Regions from separate parts of the Mus musculus genome. Here all the other regions are linked to region 2. The links are chromatin loops, found by intact Hi-C in ENCODE. Cell type or tissue: heart. All regions are shown on one strand. Each heading gives the region's core, and the rest is flanking DNA. Links, peaks and the distances in the headings are about the cores only.

What was found. A loop is a pair of places that touch in the nucleus more often than their neighbours do. Peaks named below come from ENCODE experiments on the same cell type or tissue, not always from the same donor. Only the 100,000 strongest peaks of a DNase experiment are listed, where the experiment ranks them.
Region 1: it touches region 2 in a loop (2.4-fold over the local background); 11 of 42 quality-filtered maps call a loop at or near these places.
Region 3: it touches region 2 in a loop (7-fold over the local background); 21 of 42 quality-filtered maps call a loop at or near these places.

The regions. Positions count from the first base shown.
Region 1 is chr15:12,791,956-12,798,384 of GRCm38, forward strand. No RefSeq gene overlaps it. Among named protein-coding and RNA genes, the nearest start is that of Gm41274, 3.4 kb to the right of the region's middle. In heart, for the core only: a CTCF peak has its summit at 3,638 (motif pointing left); no DNase peak of the experiment used is centred there.
Region 2 is chr15:12,193,064-12,201,464 of GRCm38, forward strand. It overlaps the pseudogene Gm2581. Among named protein-coding and RNA genes, the nearest start is that of Mtmr12, 7.8 kb to the right of the region's middle. In heart, for the core only: a CTCF peak has its summit at 3,897 (motif pointing right); a DNase peak (open chromatin) is centred at 3,938; H3K4me3 peaks cover 1,270 bases; H3K27ac peaks cover 2,436 bases.
Region 3 is chr15:12,263,868-12,270,296 of GRCm38, forward strand. It overlaps Mtmr12 (myotubularin related protein 12), which reads left to right. Exons shown (of 16, transcript NM_172958.4): 13 at 1-30; 14 at 1,677-1,844; 15 at 2,740-2,901; 16 at 5,635-6,429. The coding sequence ends at 6,204. Among named protein-coding and RNA genes, the nearest start is that of Gm52210, 53 kb to the right of the region's middle. In heart, for the core only: a CTCF peak has its summit at 4,362 (motif pointing left); no DNase peak of the experiment used is centred there.

The DNA.
Region 1 (6,429 bases), core at 1,430-6,429, 600 kb after region 2:
AAAAAAAAAAAAAAAAACTAATCTCGTTTCTTTTTCTTTCTTTCTTTCTTTTTTCTGGGTTAACATACGTAAGCATGCATATTTGAGTATTAAGAAATCAGCAATAGTTATTTTCACATCTGACGTATGAGACCAATGCAAAGAGAGTCCCTCCCCGCTGTAGAATGACAAGAACTTGTATTCTGTCCTCCAAAGCTTTGAGAGTTGAGCCTGTGGGTCTAGACAGGCATGCACACGTGTTTATGTGCTTGCACATTGGAGTCACACAAAATAGGAAGAAGCCCCAAAGGCCAGGTGGTTGGAGCTTAAATCCTGCTTTGCACTGCAGGAAAAAAATGGAAGTGTTTCTCGGAGGAGACGGTACCAGAGAAGAACAGGGGTCTGGGACTTCCGGAGAAATCCCGGTGCAGGTGCAATCGTGGTAAATCATGAGGCACATGTATCCATCTCGCAGACAGGCGGCCACCTGGTTTCTGTCTGCAAACCCCTGGAATAGCAAACTAGGATGAGATCCAAAAGCAATGTGTTTTTACTTTTTAAAAGATAAGGAAGGGATTTGCAGGCAATTTGTAATTTTTTTCCTTCAAAAGAGAGTGATTTGCCACTCTTTAAGGCAGGCACCTTGGTCTCCCCCTCGGTAAGCAGGGGATACACACCTGTAACCCCAGCGATGGGGAAGCTGAAGCAGAACTCAAATTCAAGACTAGTCTTGACGATAGCACAAATCTGAGACCAGCATGGACTCCATAAGACCTCATCTCAAACACAACAACAATAGCAACAACACAACACAACACAACACAACATAAAAACCAGAGTATACATATCATAGAATGTAAGTCCTCTTTCCTGTGAGACGGTTCTTCAGCTAGTGACATGACAAGGAGGGAGCTCATGGCAGAGCATCCCTTCTGGAAGAAAGTCGCTTAGTTAGAGAACGTCAGAGACGGCCTGGCTGAGAGCACTAAGATCAGCATATCTGCTATCTTAATCCTTCTTCCTTCCCCTCTTTCCAGAAGTGTTTCCATTGTTGCCATTATTGCCTGACTCTTGCAAATACATAAAAGGATAACGCACACCTTCTCTACAGGAAATTAAATTTTCTTTTTCAGTTTCTTGGGGCAGCGACTCCAGTGTCCCAGGCTAGCCTTGTCCAGTGTCCCAGGCTAGCCTTGAACTTGAGATGTAGTTGAACATGGATGGCCTTGAACTCCTTTCTAATCTTCCTGTCTCCCCCTCCCAAGTGTTGGGATCTCAGTCATGCACCGCCACAATCGATGGGAAGTGATTATCTTGTATCGCCATACACAAGTAACTATAAAACAAAACAAAAAGGGAGAAGAGGAAAGAATGGGAGTTTTTAGGGTATCTGGAGTCTCAGGATATTCTATAGTCATGTGATAGGTGGCCGATAGAGCCTGATAGGTTTCTTAAGCCTTTAAGGAAACCCCATGAGGGAGAGGCAAGGCAAGTCTGCTGATTATGCGTTAGAGTTCTGAACAAAACACTTACCAAATAATCCACCTCCATATGCAGAACTAAAGAGAGCCTCATAAATGACAGAGGCAGTGAAGGCGATGGACACCATATGAAGACAGATGCTAAGCCTTATCTTGTTCTGGTAACCCTTCAGAATCTGCAGGCCCAAATGGAGTCGAGGCTCTCAGTAACAACAGTGCTCAGGTCCCTGGAAACCAACCTGGGTACCTGTTGGCTTCAGCCACAGGCCAGAAACGTCACCCATAATGAAGCGAGTGGGGAACTAGCCATGGGCTGCCCCGCTCAGCTCCAGGCTTAGGGACCTTTAAGTCACTGAAAGGCAGAGAAGCTAGAAGGTGAACTTGGGTTTGCCCTCAGTAACATGGAGACCGACTCATCTGTAAGAGAAAGTTATGTTTCTCAAAGAGGTTTCCCTTGTAAAGTGTCTTTTCTGCACCTGGAAGAAAGGAGTGGGGGGGCAGCGGGGTTGGGTGTGTGTGTGCCTGAGGGAGGGCTCACCCCCCCCCCCATGCAAGGCCTGGGCTTGACCCCCTCACAGTGAAGAAAAGAAGGACCTAAATTCACATAACAACGTACATCTGTTCTAGGACGCTTTTCCAGGCCGTGCCGTCTTAACTGGGTCATCCTTTATTCTAGTCTTTGTTTCAAAGTCTGATAGTATTTAGGCCTGACGGTTAAATGCTTTTTCTAAAAAAAAAAAAAAGATCTACTCTAAAGACTTTTTTTCTTCCACATATACGGGAGGTATAAGGGATTTAAGTTAATAAACATGCCTGCTTCTCTCCTGTTCATCTTTCTTTTATTATAGGGAGTTCCAGTTTAGCTATGAAAAATAGAGGAAAGAGGTCTTACCACTGCTACCGCTGCTTTCTCCTCTGACGTGGAGGGCTTGTCAGGAGGCAGGAGAGGGCCTCAGAGGTCCCTGTCCCTCTCATCCTGAGGAAGCAGTTAGCACAGTGCACCCAAAGTATGCACAGGGGACACTGAACAATGCAGGGCCCTTTATGTCCTCAGGCGTTTGACTTCTGGCCCACTGCTGCACTGACCACAAGATCCCTACAAATAACTCCCACATGAGAGAGAGGCACAGAAAGCTTGTGGGATGTTGCATTAAAACTGGATACACCTAGATAGAGGGCACAGCAGGCTCTGAAGAGCAAGAAAGGGCTCGTTTTTTTGTGTCTAGTACCAAGAATGCATTGCAAGCCCACTTCAACGAACAAGTACTCCCTGAATAGTGAGTGCTACGTTTGAAAGTCCCGGAAAAGGGATTTCACTTCACGTTGCAGATTATCCAGGTTAGCATGAAAAGAGGCCTAACCAACACTTTATACATGCAAATCGGGCACAAGATGTTCTTTTATTCAATTATTTATTGGGCATCTGCTATGGGCTGCCATCAGCATTCAAGGCGCTAGAAACAGAACGTTCTACAGTTGTGACACATATTCTTGTGATTTCGTTCACTCGCAATTCATCATTTGGATATAAAACAATATTGCCAAAAAAAAAAAAAAATCAGTTTTAAAGTGTGAGTGATATGTGGTGGTGCAAGCCTATAGTCCCAGCGACTGGAGAATCTCAAGTTGGAGGCAGCTGGAGCTTCATAGTGAGTTCAAGATGGAGCTGGTGTTCCGGTCTGTAAACTCTGGCTATTAGGGATGCTGAGGCTGAAGGAATACAATCCTGGGTTATAGAGTCCCAGAGATCAATAGCCAAGAGGGTTACATAGAGATCCTGCCTCAAAAAAGTAAGTATTGGGGATGTGGCTTAGTGGTAGAGCCCTATCTTGGCAAAACCCTAGGTTCAATTCATCAGCCCAGCAGACTATTTCCAAAAAAAGGAAAATTCATCAAGACTGCTGTTAGTTCCAACAGCACTGGAAAGATCTGAAGGGTAAATTAGAGAAGAGTCAAATTTTTACTAGGAACCTCTTTTACTCATCACACACACACACACACACACACACACACACACACACACACAAACACACACACACACACACACACACACACACACACACACACACACACACACACACACACACACACACACATACCTGGCCTCCATAGCAACAGGAAATTGTGTCTTTACTTAATCCGGTAGTCTACTGCCACCTTGTGTCCAAACTCCTCAATTACACAGTGAAGTAGTGCCATTTGCAAAGGTACTAAGTTAATTTACTATTGCCGTTAAAGGACAGAAGGAAGGAATCTCTCTTACTTCTCTAGGGTCCTAGTCTTTCCATTGGCTGAAAAATTATCAACAGATGAAAGAAAAAGGTGTGTGTACTTACACTCACCAGGGCTTTGCAGGAAGCCACCACCTTAGTAAGATTCACACATCAATGTAGCTGGCTTTATAGGGGAGAGGAGAATTGAGGGATGCTGTAGAGGGGGTAGCACATTTTTAAAAAGGAGAATTGAATGGCCTACAAAACACACAGTCAAAGGCTTGGGTCAAAGGTCACTGGGCTCTACATGTGGTATTTGATTTTTTTTCCCCAGTCTCTTCCTCTGATGAATTTAATCTTCTTTGGTTAATGAAATTTCAGTAAGAGGATTGAAGGTAACTGTGTGGCTTTTTTGTTGTTGTTGGACCTGCGGATCGGGAGATAAGGGAACTGCAGAGCAAAGCTTCTCCCTGCACTGTCAGGGAAGGAAACAACAAGGGACCTTAATTCTTCTTAGGCCTTCCAATTTCCCTTAGTTCAAAGTGCTCAGCACCGCTTGGCGGAGGCATTTGCTGAGTCCCCACACTGCTGCCATAAATTATCACAGGCTTGGTAGTTTAAAGACAACCCAGGCGGTTTCATAATCCTGCATTTGAATCATGCATTTGAAATAGACCTCAGCGGGCTAAAATTAAAGTATCAGCAGGACCCACATTCCTTCTCAGAGCCTGGCGGAAGTTTGCGAGGTTTGAAGTTTGCGCCTGTGTTGCCTGGTGGTCCCTTCACAGTTTGCAGGGCCGTCGTGGGGAGTGGGATCATCCTCGGGGTGCAGCGTTCTGACACTGTGTCCCCGTCCCCTTACAAGGATCTTCTGATTACCCTGGGCCCATCACCAGGATATGCTCCTGTCTCAGCTCTCTACCTGCAACCTCAGTCCTCCCCAGCCGTATCGCATCCCCAGCCGTATGCTCCTGTCTCAGCTCTCTACCTGCAACCTCAGTCCTCCCCAGCCGTATAGCACAGCCCGTTTATAGGTTTGATAAACTAACATATCCTCTTTGGGGCAAACAGCATTATTTTGCCTTCCGAAGAATCTATTAATTTTTTTCTGGGAATACACATGCTACTTATATTCAGTCAGATGGTAGCCAGTAAGTCTGACTTTCTGTGCCCTTGTTTGTGACGTGGAACTAATGAAGAGAAAAAGAAAGATCTCTGTCACCATGTCTAAAAGTGTTTACTAAGTGTTTAGAATTCCCCCAAGTCCCCCCAAATACACACTATTGATCTTAACTAGAAAACTCACTGAATATAAAAGTAGTGCTGGCCAGGCAGTGGAGCGCACACTTGTAATCCCAGCTCTCAGGAGGCAGAGGCAGGTGGATCTCTGAGTATGAGGTCAGCCTGGTCTACAGAGTGAGTCCCAGGACAGCCCGGGCTACACAGAGAAACATTATGTATAAAAACCAAACCAAACCAAACCAACAACAACAACAACAAAAACCCAAAAACAAAAAATAACAAACAAAACAACCCAAACCAAAACCAAAACCAAAACAAAAACAAAAAACAACGAAGTGGGCATATGAGACCAAATACTGCTTTATAACATAGAAAACATGTATGATTTTTGTTGTCTTTTTTTTTTGAGATCCGGTCTTCTGTAGCTGAGGTGCATGGCCTTGAACTCCTGATTCTCCTGCCTCCATCTCTCAAGTTAAATAGAGAGTCTTGTTTACCAGGGACATGGTTTTATTTACACATTGGTAGGAATTAAACTCATAAGAACTTTTTAAAAAGTTAACGGGGTTACAGAAAGAGGGGAATGAAACAAATCTGTGTTGATTCTTGATTCTTCACTGGTGCCAGGAGAAGGCCCGCATTGGCCAGCCAGGGCAGTGTGGCCACATGACATCCACTAGACATTTATTTGCTTATTGGTGCTGGTGATCAAAACCAGGATGTCAAGCTGGGCAGTGGTGGCACACGCCTTTAATCCCAGCACTTGGGAGGCAGTGGCAGGTGGATTTCAGAGTTTGAGGCCAGCCTGGTCTACAGAGTGAGTTCCAGGACAGCCAGGGCTACACAGAGAAACCCTGTCTGGAAAAACAAAAAACCAAAAACCACGGTGTCCTGCGTTCCAGACAAGCATTGCCTTATCACATAGTCACATTTCCTGTCCGCATCCCCTAGATTCTAATGGCTTGTTTCTCAGTGCCCTTCGTATTGTGGATGATAAACAGGGTCCTCCTTGGTTAGCATTTATAAAACACAGCATCCTTTTTTCTCTGAATGTCGACAGCGTGTGCTAATAAAACATCCAAGGAAAACCAACAAGATGAAGGCCTTGGGTTTTCCTTAGTGTTTCTCTGCCTTTCCAGAACATCACAAATACAGTGGTTGGTTTTACCTTGTCGGCACCTTTTGTGACAGGCTTTATCAGAGCAGGCTGTTATCCCGAACAGAATAATACCTAAGAGCCACCATGAGCTCGCGGCTCATTAAAGACGAGTTCCTTAGATAGAAATAACTATAACAGGATGTTCTTACTTAATCTTTTAAAGGCTTTGAATCATGTAACTTGGATAGTCACCAAAAACTGTATATATAGCTATTCTTAAGAATGCTATGTTCCCTCGAGGAACCAAAGCCCACAGTAGGGTGTGTTCTACTGTCCTTTCCTTGTGTTGTTCTCTTCTGCTTTCTTAATGCCTCTGCTTAAACCCAAATCTTCTCTTTCCTTCTTCCTCCCTCTC
Region 2 (8,401 bases), core at 1,572-6,571:
AACTTTCTAAGTGGGATAAAAACCATCTAAAACAGGTTGCCATGCTGGTGATTTAAATAAAACAGGCCAGAACTCTGAGTAGCCATAAGATGCTCTCAAGAGCCATTATGGATCTATAAAATGTTGCAGCTCTGGGGAGTGTTAGAATTCTAGATGCCAGCCAAGGTCAGTTCCTTGTAGATGAAGTCTACAGGTTGAGCAGGGTTAGAATTCTCCCACGCCCAGGCTTTCTTATGATGTTCCAAGGTAGTAGATGTGACTCCAATGCACCTTTCCATCCGTATCTCCCAGAACACCATGCATTCAAACCCTCATGCAACCTCCAGAGCTCTCTACACTGCTGTTCTGTCTCTCAGTTGGGCCTATATGGGTTTGTGAGGTGCTTCTCTTGGGGCCGGGTATAGTAGTAATTTCTCATTCTAGCTCCCAAATAATTGACACAACAACCTATTAAGTTTATTAACAAGCTTTGGGCTATTCTGACCCTCTAAACTATCCATTTTCCAGCTGCCAGGTCCTTATACCTTCAATCCAAGTCTTGCTCTGACTTGCTCTGCTCCACGTGTGTCCTCACGGCAACTCCCTTGGTGACCTGCTCATCACAACTCCTGGACCCTCTCTCTGCCTCATGGCCACCTCCACCTGGTCTCTCTAACTGGGATCAGAAGTCCTGCCTTCTGTCCCAGCAGTGTGCTGATAGGGTCTCTGTTAACCAATTAGAGAGAGTTGGGGAACATTCTTTACACAACATTGATACAGGGGATGGTTCAAAAATCATGACGATGCTAGCATCTGGGCTGTAACCAGATTTCTGGGCACAGAAATCGGCAACTGAATACAAAGTGCACAAGACCAAGCCCCAGGAGGGGAGGAGGAGCCAATGCCTTTTCTTGGAACTAGGGAACGTTGAAAGGCGCCTCCTTATCGACGTGAGCAGAGCCAGAGAAAGCAGAGCACAGAACCTTTTCTACAAGCAAACCGCTTACTTCCCTCATGGCATGAGGTTTCAAACTGTTTCTGTGGCTAGTTCCTCTCCAGCTGATTCCTCACAGGGACTGGAAAATCGCCCCCCACTTCTGGGTCTCCAGCTCAGCTCTGGCCGGAACATTTCTGTTCTGATTTCCCAGGCCTGCCTGTGTGAGATATTTGCAGAGTCCTACACTGCCTGCTTTACTTGGCTGCCCTGAGAATGTATTCCTGAGGCCAGGTGGATGAATGGTGAATTGACTCCAGTGTTCCGCAGAAGGTACGGAGCCAGGAAATGGCTGATCATTAACAGGCTCCAGCCGGAAAAAACTACGGGGTTAAAAACCCAGAGGTGTTACGTGGTAGCTCAGTGATTCCCAGTGTTCTCTGTTTGCCTTTGGATAAAGCATACTTACTTTCAACTGCTAAAAATTGCATTTTAAACCTTTGGGGTATATGACTGTTTCTAACATGAAATGGGGGTACGAGGGTGTCCTCAACCTCAGGTTCTTCTGCAGCTTCCTGAACAAGAAGCCTATCAGGTTTGCAGAATCGGAACGGTGAGCCAAGCCCCAAACAGGCCTGACCGCATTTTGAGCAACGATCAAATGTCCTAGTCGGAGAGACGTGACGTTTTATTAGCAAAGCTTCTCCTGGCCCTACAGCCGCCAAGGCTTCATGAGATCCTTTAAACTCCAAACCCCAGCCCCTCCCTCCACCGCTCCTGGACACTCTCACGCCTCCGCTTATCTAGCCTCAAACAAAGCAAGGGAGAGGAAACAGGTTCTCTGGGTGTCGGGGCTCTGTCAAAGCAGAGAAGAGACAGCTGGACGGCTGGTCCCTTGCTTTTCTCTGGCCCATGGTACAACTTTGGCATCAGATACGTGTTGCTTTTATTTTGTGGTGCACAGCAGTCACGTGATTGGATGGCATATACAAGCATTATATTGTGTGACTCTTCATCATTTGAGACAGCAGTAAGCCCCCTTCTCCTTCCTGGTGACCGTCGCTGAAACAGATGCAAAGTCTTGAATTCTCTTGTCTTGGAATGAGTCGCAAGACATTTAAGTGGGGAGCCACAAGATTGAGTTTTTCTGGTTGCTGTCTTGTGCCAACTCTCCCTCTAGGCACGTGCACGAGAACATGCATGAGACACACACACACACACAAAGAGGGCGGGGCATTGTCTCTGTCACTTTGCCCCCACAGCTTTCCCCACGACAGAGGGGCATTTGAGAGAAGAGTGGGCCTGACCCCAGCACCTCTGTGTGGGAGTTTGTGTGGGCAGCAGAGAATTTGGAAGGGTGGCATGACTCTTTCAGTCACTTGTTTCTGTGTCTTCTGAGTTTTCTCGTGGCTCAAGTGAGCCGAGGAAAGGCTGTCAGGGAAGAGAGCTGCTGCCGGACTCTGCAAAGGAAACAGCCGCACCGCACCTACTTAAGGAAGCAACCGGAGCCAAGAGAGGATGGCTTGCCTCTACCTCAGCATGCTCCAGGCCTGTGGCACTCACAGGAACAGAGGAGAGTGACAGGGACCCCAGTCTCAGCGCAGAGCACCTTCCCTTCTTGGGGACAGACAAGTCCCTAGGTCTCCTCATGATCCATACCAGACCAGCCCTAAGTTTCCATTCAGTGGAGCTGGGAAGATGAAGAAAACATAGAAGTTAAAACTGAACTCACGTTCACTGGCTTTGTTCAGATAGCGCATTGTCTTAAATAGCTTCGGAGGTGGCCCCGACTTTCAGTGCGATTCTGAGAGGGTTGGTTTTTTTATCATGGTTGTTTACCTTTTAAAAAGTAAATTGAGAACTAAAGTATGCCCAGAAGATTTTAAGAAAATATCTCTTACTTGGGCAATGGTAATGAATCCCAGCACTCGGAAGGCAGAGGCACGCTGATCCCTGTGAGTTTGACACCAATCTGGTCTTCAAATCGAGTCCAGGACAGGCAGGGCTACACAAAGAAACACCCTGTCTCGAAAACAGAAAACAACAACAGAAGAAATAAACAATATTTTTTAGATATTCATTTACTCCTGTGTCTGCATGTGAAAAAAGGCTTTGGGAGTCTGTGTGTGTGTGTGTGTGTGTGACTGTCTCTCTGTCTCTCTCTCTCTGTCTCTGCCTCTCTCTCTCTCTCTCTCTCTCTCTCTCTCTCTCTCTCTCTCTCTCTCTCTCTCTCTCTCCCTCCCTCCCTCCCTCTCGTTTTTTTGAGACAGGACTTCTCTGTGTAGCCCTGGCTGTCCTGGAACACCAGGCTGGCCTGAAACTCAGAGATCCGCCTGCCTTTGCCTTCCCAGTGCTGGGCTCCAAGCTGCGTGCCACCACCGCTTGGCGAGGGCTATCCTTTTCTAGTCATCTCTGCTTGTTCCTTTCGTAGGAGGGAGGGTCTATCGTGGAACTCAGGGCCAGGGTTTCTTAGCGGAGTTGGAAGTATCAAGTCCCAGTGATTCTTCTGTCTCCTCTGCCGTGGTCCCTTATGTAGGTCCCAGGACACGACTCCAGTTCTCAGGATTGTGTGCCAAGCGCTCTTGACCTCTGAGCGAGCACTTGAGCTTTTGTCCTCGAGACAAGTTCTCACGTATGCCAGGTGGCCTCACACCTCGAGCTAATCAAGCTTACTCCATCACACCTGCTTTATGAGGTACTGAGAGTCACAGTCGGGACTTTGTGCCGACTGAGCTACATCCCCACACTTTGTGGCACCCCTCTTTGAAAGCTGCATTTGGAGACTGTTAAATTCTGTAATTCCTGGGGGGTGGGGGAAGCTGACCTAGGGTGAGTTTGTACTTCAAATTTCATGTGGTTGTGACACAGCAGATGTGTCTAGAGGAGGTATTGCGGGACAAAGGAAACAGGGTGAGAGCTGGGGTGGACAAAGCGACCTGGTCCAGTCTATTTGGACTTAGCATACTACTTTTTATAAACCCCGGTAGAGGGCGCAGTCTCCTCGTCCTTGAAGCGCCCACAGGTCATTGTTCTGAAGGCATCCCACCGAGTGAGTATTCAAAACACCAAGGATAGAGTTGGAGGTGCTGATCATGAAGCCCAGCAGGGCAGCGAACCGGAAGCTGAAGCAGGACGGTGGTCTGCAAGTTTGAGGCTAGCTAGTCTACATGGTACATTCCAGGCTATCCAGGTCTACATAGCAAGACCGGGTTGAAGAAAAGGAGGGGTGGGGAAGGGAAGGAGAAAGAGAGGAAGGAGGAAGAAAACAGCACAGACCAACCTTGAACTGCTCCTAGCTCACCCCTGAGAGGATGAAAGGACTCGTTCTAGATACTCGGATACTCGGACGGACTTATTCAGGAGGGTAGGTCGAGGCGCTGGCTGTGCAGCTTTGAGGTGCTTAGAAATTCAGAGAGTCTACCTCTTCCCTGGTCTCTAAAGAAGCGGTCAAGAGTTGTTGACTCTAGGAATACATTTATTGGGTCGGATGATTAGGGAACCTATGCCAAGACAGGCAGAGGCAGAAAATGGCACTGTTGTTTATTTGGTTGGTTGATTGGAGGGGGGACACTGTGTCAGGTAATCCAGACTCACTATGTAGCCAAGGGACCTTGACCCGCCTGATTTTCCTACCTAAATCTCCTACGTTAATGAGTACAAGTGTTCACAACAAGGCACTCGTTTTTTTTATTTTAATCCAAGCTATTTGAATTAGTCAATATAAGATGTCCAATATTGTGTGACAGCCACCGTTTCATCTTTTATTGTAAATAGATATTTTTTGCATACAATACATTCTGATTGTGTTTCCCTTCCAAAAACTACCTCCAGATCCTTCCCAACTCCCCAGCCACCCAAATCTACAGTCCGCTTTGCTCTCTCCAGTTAGACAGGGAACAGTGTTCTAAAAAGAAAAAGAAAAGGCTAGAGAAAAAGCTTACAAACATGAATAGGACAAAACAGATGAGTGAACAGAGAAGAAAAAGCCAGAGAAAAACCGCAGGAAACACATTCAGACACAGAGACACCCATGTGCACGCACATAAAAACACAAAATTGGAAGCTATAATAGACATGTAGGGGAATGGGGTGGGGAGCCCAGACAAAGCATTATGAGACAAAAATTAAAACAAAAATACCACTGAATTTGTTCTATGTTGGCCATCTACTGCTGGCATGAGGCCTGCCCTTAAGTGTGGTTTGTATACCCAGTGAAACTGTCATGCTTTTTTTTTTTTTTAAGTTCTTTACGTTTTTACTCTTTGTGCACAAAGACTAGCATGATCGGTTCCACTTGGTAGTCAGTTGAATCCATTCAAGGTCGCTTAGTCCAACTTAATGAAGCCTATGTCCTTCACGTACTGCCGGAAGCACTGGCGGCTCATGTTCAGCCCATATTTGAGAATCAGACCATGGCGGTTAGAGCAGACGCAGCAAGAGCGGGAACCCTGGCCGAACTTCCGTGGGTGATTCCAGTAGAGCTGCTGGTGACCCATCTTGCCTTCAGACACCCAAAGAGGGAAAAAGCTGTTATGCTTTTTGTTTGTTTGTTTTTTTGAGACAGGGTTTCTCTGTATAGCCCTGGCTGTCCTGGAGCTCACTTTGTAGACCAGGCTGGTCTCGAACTCAGAAATCCGCCTGCCTCTGCCTCCCAAGTGCTGGGATTAAAGGCGTGCGCCACCACGCCGGGCTACTGTTATGCTTTTTAAAAGGCATGTTGAAGTAGTACAATAATTTCTTAACTTAGAAAACGGTCCTCAGGGTTCAGAATTTAGAGTTAGAACAAGCTATGTACGAAATAACTCTTCAAAAACGTTTCCCAAATACAGTTTCCCTTTCTAAAAACCACCAGTGCCCTAATCCCCTTTATATCTACCAAAAAGATTCTATTCATATAGGAAGAGATAGGCCAGCAGCACTCTTCGGTTAGCCCACCACTGAAGAGGTGGACGAATCAGGGTTCCAAGTTCAAGGCCAGACTGAACCCCACACATTCACAGCCAGGCTGGGCGCACAATGTGACACTTTCTCAGAGACAGGGTCACACAGACAGCCAGAGTTTGAAGGCGGCTGTCTGACTCATGCATGGTTGCCTTTATCCACCAAACTGCATAGCTGCTACCTAAAATGTTTCCTCATTCTCTTTTTGTGGCTGCAATTTTATGGCTGCATCAAATTAAATGGCTGCCCTGTAATTTACTTGATCTACTCCTATTAGTGAGCATTTATATTTCTAACTCAATGTTACCCACATCCAAAAAAAAAAAAAATGTAGTTAGTGGACAGTTGTGGTGTAATCCCAGAACGTGGGAAGTGGAGGCATGAGGCCAGCCCTCACTCAGACTTGGATTGTTTGAGACCCTGTCTCAAACCAAGAAGAACATAATAAAATCTCAACCAAAAAATTGTAATTAGTTAGCATGCTTCGATGTCATTCGATGTCATTTCAAACATGTGGGATACATTTATTATTATTTATTTAAGACAAATTTTTAGAATTGAATTTTCTGAGACAATTTTTTAAAAGGTGTGTGTGTGTGTGTGTGTGTAGATGTCTGTGTCTGTGCATTTATTTGCATATGTGTATACAGATGCCCATGGAAGCCAAAAGAGGGTGTTGAAGTTCTTGGAGCTGGAGATGTAGGCTATTGTAAGCTGCCCAACACCATCATTGGGGAACCAAACAACAGTCCTCTGCAGGAACAGTATAAGTCTTTAGTTGCTAAGCCAAGTCTTAAACTTGTCAAGACAATTTTAAAAACAGGTTTATTTATTTATGTATATGTGTACTCTGTCACACACTTACACTCCTGCATGCCAGAAGAGGAGATCAAACCTAATAGATGGTTGTGAACCCACAGTGTGGGTGCTGGGAATTGAACTTGGTACCTCTGGAAGGACCGCCAGTGCTCTTAACCACTGAACCATCTCTCCATCCTCCTCCAGACAGTTTTTAATATGACTGTAAAGTTGGCATCTCCCTGCCTCTCACCTTCACACTCACATCCATGGCGGGTCCCCGTGCCCCTCATCCTTGGTGTGGACTTGCCTAGCCGTGTAGCACGCTGGTTAGTGTTGTTCCGGTTGTGAAGGAGACTGAGACCATACTGTCCTTAAGAACCTTCTGGACTGGACAGACTGGAGTGAGTCTCCATGGACCACTGGACAGCCTCTGTTTAATGAGTAAACCAAGCAAGCCACTGAAAGGAAGAAGGCAGAGTCCAAGGAGGAGGCTCATGGGCTTCTAACCAAGCAGTCGGCGGCCCAGGCTGTGTATTTGCTGAGAGTAAAACTAAATAAATAAGCTGAGTATGCTGTTCCCTGATTTCGGTACTGCAGAAGTTGGTGGCTTGAGCCAAGGAGTTTGAGGCCAATCTGGACAATGGGACAGAAAACAGGCTGTTCTGCTATGATCCCTCCAGAAGACCAAACCGAATGCTTCTTAGGCTATGTCTATGTCTCGTCATCTCCAGAGGAGAGTGGAAAGACAGTTAGTTGTAGGGCTGGAGAGATGGTTCAGTGGTTAAGAGCACTGTCTGCTCTTCCTAAGAGGTCCTGAGTTCAAGTCCCAGCAACCACATGGTGGCTCACAACCATCTGTAATAGAATCTGATGTCCTCTTCTGGTGTGTCTGAAGACAGCTACAGTGTACTCATGTACATACAATAAATAAAACTTTAAGAAAAAAAGAAAGAAAGAAAGAAAGAAAGAAAGAAAGAAAGAAAGAAAGAGAGAAAGAGAGAGAGAGAGAGAGAGAGAGAGAGAGAAAGAAAGAAAGAAAGAAAGGAAGGAAGGAAGGAAGGAAGGAAGGAAGGAAGGAAGACCGTTGTAGCAAGACTAATCCCCAACCTTCTGCATGTGTGTCTTTCTGTCTGTCTGTCTCACTATGTAACACAGATGCCTTCAAATTTGCATTCTTGCCTGGCGTGGTGGCACACACCTTTAATCCTAGCACTCGGGAGGCAGAGGCAGGTGGATTTCTGAGTTCGAGGCCAGCCTGGTCTGCAAAGTAAGTTCCAGGACAGCCAGAGATACACAGAGAAACCCTGTCTCAAAAACAAAAACAAAAACAAACAAATTTGCATTCTCCTGCTTCAACCTTCAAGATAAAGAAAGAAGTCTGAAGACATTAGACTACTTGGTACATCTGAGATGTGGATAGAGGCCATCAAAGAACATAGGCACAAGGCCGGGATGTTAGTTCAGTTAGAAAAGCTATTGGTAGGGAAACCTGTTTATCTTTAAAACAAGGCAAAACAAAAGACTCAAACAAACAACAAAGCCAGGTTTTATGGTGTGCAGTTGTGATTTCAGTGCTGACGAGGTGGTGACAGCTAGCCCAGCCTACTTGGCAAGCTCCAGGCCAATGATAGACACTGTCTTTATAAACAAGGGGGATGGTGCCCAGCAAATGACACCCAGGAGTGACTCCTGCCCTTTAAGAGCAAGGGTATATATAATCCCCCCACCCACACACACACACACATA
Region 3 (6,429 bases), core at 1,430-6,429, 71 kb after region 2:
AACCATCTCCACCAGAGTGACAAAGAGGAGGTGAGTGTCCTCACTGCGGACAGTTGCAGTCCTGGGGAGAAACTCCCTCTCACTGGGCCAGTGTCCTCCGTCAAATATGCTTGTCAGGTACAAGTCATACCCCACAGACACCAGGAAGCTGCTCCATCACCTCAGGATGACTTTGAACGCTTTAAACAACATGAATCCTTCCGGGACTAAAAGCATATCAATCAATGAGCATGTTCAAAGTTTTCTAACTTGTGTAGAGTAAGGTTATGTATATGTTTCATACTAGGAGAAATATGGTTTTGTAACACTTAGAAAATGACTTTGGAAGAGGGAATCCTTCAAATCTCGCTAAATTTAACTTTGCAGTGAGTGGTATTTTGTGTATAAGTTTACCATAGAAGGTGCACTTAGCAGAGCCCATGTCCCTTATGTTCGTGCCATCCATTGCTAGAGCCTTTGGAGAGCTGGAGAAGTGGGCCGAGTCCCAGCCTCTCCTCTCCATTGCTCTGTTGTATGGGGTATGGGCTTTTGGTGATACTGCCTAAACCCTTGGCTTTGAACTCCAGAGTCTTCCATCTCCTCATCCCATGTAGCTGGGGATACTCAGGCCTCTGTCACTATGCCATTTAGTTTCTTTCAGGCCAGACCTATGCTCTTCTGTATGCTATCAAACTTAAAAAAACCACCATTTCTTAGTCTTGGCAGGGACTTGGAGGAAGTAATTTGAAAGGCTAATGAGATACACATACTTTGATAGGCTCAACCCTTTTAGGGTCACTCACACTTAAGAGCCCTACCCTTACTATACAGTGAGGTTTGTATGTTTGACGTCCATATATTTAGCACATATAGGTATATGCCTCCAATCCCAGTGCGTGGGAGATGGACACAGAAGGAATAAATTTCACGTTCATCCTTGGCTACATGATGAGTTTGAGACCAGCCTGAGATTATAGTACCTTAGTGGTATTGTCCGTAATATGTAGCATGAAGCCTCTTGAGTACCAACATGCTGACTTCTGAAGGATACCGGACTGACGTGATTGTGATATTGATGTAGAGCTGGCCTTATCCAATAATTCGTAACCTTCCTCTTAGCGGTTCTGTGATAGGCCTGCATCTCTACTCTTGTAGAAGGTGGACACTGTCACGGTCTTGCCTTACCCTGTTGCAGGATCACTCTTGTAGAAGGTGGACACTGTTATGGTCTTGCCTTACCCTGTTGCAGGATCACTCTTGTAGAAGGTGGACACTGTCACGGTCTTGCCTTACCCTGTTGCAGGATCACTCTTGTAGAAGGTGGACACTGTCACGGTCTTGCCTTACCCTGTTGCAGGATCACTGGTGGATCTTAAGTGTAGTTCAACTGAGAAACTGGCTCAAAAGAGGACCCAGTTAACAAAACACATTTGAACGTAGGTAGGATTGCAAGCTCTTGTGTGTTAGTATATAACCACTCCGCAGTTTTAGGCACTCGTCTTTGGCACGGTAGGTACTTGAGATGCTGATGCTAACCCACAGGGCCTGGTCTCCCTGAGAATGTTCATCACTTGGAGTAGGTTGTCTGTTCGCCAGAGAGGCAGGGTTCCGAAGCTTCTGGTGGCTGTCAACTGAGCTCGGGACAGGCCCTGCTGGACCTAGGCTTGCTAAGTAATGTGTGTCTTGTTCTCACATAGGTCCCTATCTTCCTGCTTTTCTTGGACTGCGTCTGGCAGCTGGTGCACCAGTATCCCCCAGCATTTGAGTTCACAGAGACATACCTGACTGTTTTGTCAGATAGCCTGTATATACCTATTTTTAGCACCTTCTTCTTCAATTCACCTCATCAAAAAGATACTAACATGGTAAGAGTCCCGCTTAAAGACCCATGTGTTCGCCTTTAATCCCAGCACTTGGGAGGCAGAGGCAGGCGGATCTCTGAGTTTGAGGCCAACCTGGTCTCTGTGTGTCAAAGAAGCTGCATCTCACAGACTCCATGTATAACTGTGACTCTAAAAGTGGCATGTATTCGAGGTATCCCAGCCGTTCCTACCTAGGAAAGTATTTAATCCTTGCATCACACTGGTTATATATTGTCATCCCAGAAAAATCTTGAAACACAATAAGTATCTAGCCCAAGAATATATATTGCAAGTATTAAGATGAAAGTCAATTTTGGAGTTTGGGGGTTAAGCCAAATTAAAAGTAAACCTTTTTAAAGGTAGACCAGATGTCCTCTCTTCATTATCTCAATGCCTAGAGTTTCTCTGGGACAAGAATGGATTCCCAGGGAACAAGATAGCTGGGCTTTGACTTTGGTCCCTGCTCAGCCTGTGCCTTCATCTAGCCCTCTCCTGCTTTGTGGTTGACTTTGAGTTGGTAGATTGCTGGGTCCCAGAGGATGCAGGAACAGGGAAGCTGCATCTTAGACAGCCCTGCGCTCAGTGACAGCCTCGCAGCCTGCCTGCTCCACACCCTCAGGTGGTTCACTTGTGCGTTCTTAGCCTCAGTTTCCTCAGATGGCAAATATGGGAAGGTAGGGGTTAACTCACCAGGTTACTGTGAAAAAAACCCAGCCTGAAAGCAGACACAGAGCACTGGAAATAAGGGCCTTCCACCATCTTCCCTGCCAAGGGCGTCTCCCTTGAGAAACACAGTACCTCCACAGGCACTCATTCTTCCTGAAGCCTGTTTCTGAGAACGTGTGTTTGCTCTCCAGCCGTCCCTGGAAGCTATGCTGACCTATGCTTGTTTTGGCAGGGTAGGGAAAACCTGGATGCACAAAGCAAGCCTTTGACTCTGCTCACCGTGTGGGACTGGTCAGTACAGTTTGAACCCAAAGCACAGACGTTACTTAGAAACCCTCTCTATGTGGAAAAGCCAAAACTGGACAGAGGCCAGCAGAAAGGATCACGTTTCAAAGTAAGATGTGCTGTCTTCACCCCACCCCACCCCACCCCACCCCACCCGCGCCTCCATCCCATGTGTGTGAGGACAAAGGCTACTTTATGGATCTCTCTGTTGGTGTGTTGCCTCTTCCTATGGCGTGCAGTTGGGATCTGTGGTGGTGCTCGGGTTAGGGTCTCAGTGATGCCCTTACTTTAGCAAATCCACCTTTGCTTTGATGGCTGTCACTGAGACTGCTGTGACTACAGTTGTGCTGCATGGAATTGTACCTCTTACCCTCTTACACTGAGTGTGGCTGGTAGATAAAGGGAGCATTGATTCGGAAAGTTTACCACACATTTGCCAGTTCATAAAGCTCATAGCGAGACTTTTTCTTTGTTTTTAATAAAAACTTTACTATTTTATATGCATCTGTATTTTATCTGATGTATGTCTGTGTACCACATGTGTGTCTGGTGCCCACAAAGCCCAGAAAAAAAGGCATCAGACCCCCTGGAATTGGGCTTATAGTCCCTGTGAGCCTCCATGATTCCCATGTGGGTGCTGGGAATCAATCCTGAATTCTGGAAGGGCACTCAGTGCTCTACCTATGAGCCGTATCTCTAGCCCCAAGACTTTGCTTTTTTCTTTTTCTTTTTAAAGAATTATTTATTTATTGTGTGTACATGAGTACACTCAAGCTGTTATCAGGCACACCAGAAGAGGACATCAGATCCGTTACAGATGGTTGTGAGCCACCATGTGGTTGCTGAGAATTGAACTCAGGACCTCCGGAAGAGCAGTCAGTGCTCTTAACTGCTGAGCCATCTCTTCAGCCCCCCAAGACTTTTCTTAATAAACCTATAAACTGAGAGTGACAAGCATTGTGTCTGCACTGTCTGTCCCGTGTCTGTTCTACCTTCCTACTGCAGGGGGATGGCTGTGCCCCAGTGTTTACACAGTTGTCCCCTCCAGCTTCGGCCCATGAACCGGAGTTCGCCCGCCTATGCCCTAAACCACAAAACACAAGTCCTTATTTTCTTTTAGATAAACTTGTTCCTGATTTTACTTACTAACATGCCCTAGAGTTCTCTAACTGATGCACAGTTTAAACAGCATCCCTGGTCTGCATTCTGTCAGCTGGCCTGGAATCTCTCTCAGATCCCTTAGGCTCTCAGAGCCCATAGCGCTGGCAGGTCTACACCTGTGCGTGTCATTAGCTTTCCCACTGCTGTTCTGCCTGATTCTCGAGGCCTCTGGGAGCCCTACCGGTTCAGGCGTGGAACGAGGTTCTAGTCTAAGAAAGACTGGATGCAGGTGAGCCATGGCCAGCACTTGGAGACAGTGTCAGCTGCTGGGCACTAGACCTGTCATGTCACCTTCTTAGCTGTCCTCAGGCCCAGGATGCTAACCTTTTCTGTTGGTAGAGCAAGATTGCTTGCTGCATCTTATGCAAAGATGTGCTTTTCTGTGGTGTGCTGTGCCCCCTGGTGGCAGCCTGCTTGTCCTCTAGAGAGTGGGCTAGAGTCACAGAACTGACTGGTACCTGTGGGGCAAGGAGCTGCTCGGACAGCTAGGCACCCCTTATCTGATGTCCTCACTGTCTCTTCTTAGAGACAATGGCAGGTAATGTCAGCTCCAGAAGAGGTTGGGAGGGAAGATTCAAGCCAGAGGGCAGGATTGCAGGCTGTGTAAATGAGGCAGGGTGGGGGTGAGCAACATTGCAAGGCTCACATGAAAACTCCCTGTGTAATCCAAGCTAGCCCTAAGCTCCTGGCTGTGTCTGGTCTCAGCCTCCCAAGCATGGAGTTATGGGCATCAGCCACTGCTCTCCTGTAAGATTCCTCTTCCTGCATTTGTGCCTTTTCCTTTGAACATTGATGAGTCCCCACAACCTCTGACCTGTCTTCATAACCCTCTCACAGTGTACCCAGAATGTAATACCTAACTTTATTCCAGAGAAAGTTAGCAAGCAGGAACAAAACTTAAATGCTCCCATGTTTCCTGCTCTGAGCAGCCTGTCAGACAAGACTGTCTAGCCAAGTGAGCGCATTTCTCTATTGATTGCCCTTGTTCAAGAGAGACATGACTTCAGCTAGAACTCCACTGAGTGCCTGATAAGCTAAAAGGTTATTTTGTCCCTGGGATGATATCTTCAGGTAGTCAGTGCTGATGCCTTGAAGATGTGCAGAAGAGGCTGTAGAGAAGAGCTCTCAAAAAAAACAAAAAACAAACCAAGCAGTGCCCGGAGTGGTGGCACACCCCTGTACCGCCAGTGACTGGAAGGCAGAAGCAGAAGGATTCCTCCTGACCAGAGTGCTCTCCACAGTAGACCGAGGGTTCCAGGCTGACCAAGGCTACGACATAGCAGAACTGTGTCTCAAAAAGCCCCCAAGACTGCCCTTAATCACTAGCATGTGTTAAACTGGTTCCTGCAAAGTACTTTGTGTCTATTTGTACCCTTCTCTGAAGGACCAGTCTATCCCAGCATGCCTTGTGTGCAGCCCCACGTATGTCAGGTTTCTCTTGTTTGTTGATGGTGTATCACACAGATCACTCACTGCCACCATAAGCAGGCAGTCTCTCCTGTGCACTGTGTATTTGAATAGATACACATGAGATGGCAGTTCTTAGGTCTCTCAACACTGCTCATAGCAGGATGGTGATGCTCATTATATTAATTATTATTATCATCATTATTATTATTTTAATGAAAATAACTGTGACTTTGCCTCCTAACCAGATATTCTTTTGTGTTTTCTTCCAAAGCATCAACGACAACTTTCTTTGCCACTTACCCAGTCTAAGTCATCTCCCAAAAGAGGATTTTTCAGGGAAGAAACAGATCATTTAATCAAGAACCTCCTAGGCAAGAGAATTAGTAAACTTATTAACTCTTCCGATGACCTCCAGGACAGCTCAAGGGAGTTCTACGACAGCTGGCATAGCAAGCCCACAGACTACCACGGCCTGTTGTTGCCTCACATTGAGGGGCCGGAAATCAAGGTGTGGGCTCAGCGCTATTTACGTTGGATTCCAGAAGCCCAAATCCTGGGTGGTGGCAGAGTGGCCACCATGGGCAAACTCTTAGAGATGATGGAGGAAGTGCAGAGCTTGCAGGAGAAGATAGAGGCAAGACACCACAGGCAGGAGGCTGTCCATGCAGAGGCACCCGGCCTGCTCAGGAACTCAGTCCGCCTGTCTTCCTTGTTCCCCTTTGCACTGCTCCAGCGACATTCGGCCAAGCCTGTCTTACCCACCAGTGGCTGGAAAGCTTTAGGAGGCGAAGATGACCTGGCCAAACGAGAAGATGAGTTTGTGGACCTAGGGGACGTGTGACCTGTCTCCTCAGGGACTGTGAAAGAGGCACACTGTATGGTGGGACAGTTGTTCCCTGGACTGGTGTCACGGTGTTAGCCCAGTGGTGTGAAGGAAAGAGCAGAGGCTTTTGGGAAGAGAGCTTGTTCTCCTTTTCTTCCACAGTTCTGGAAGACATTCAATGAAAGCCATGCCTCTAGTATGCATAGGACGGAGTTCCTCCTTGACCTGTCATAGGATGGGGTC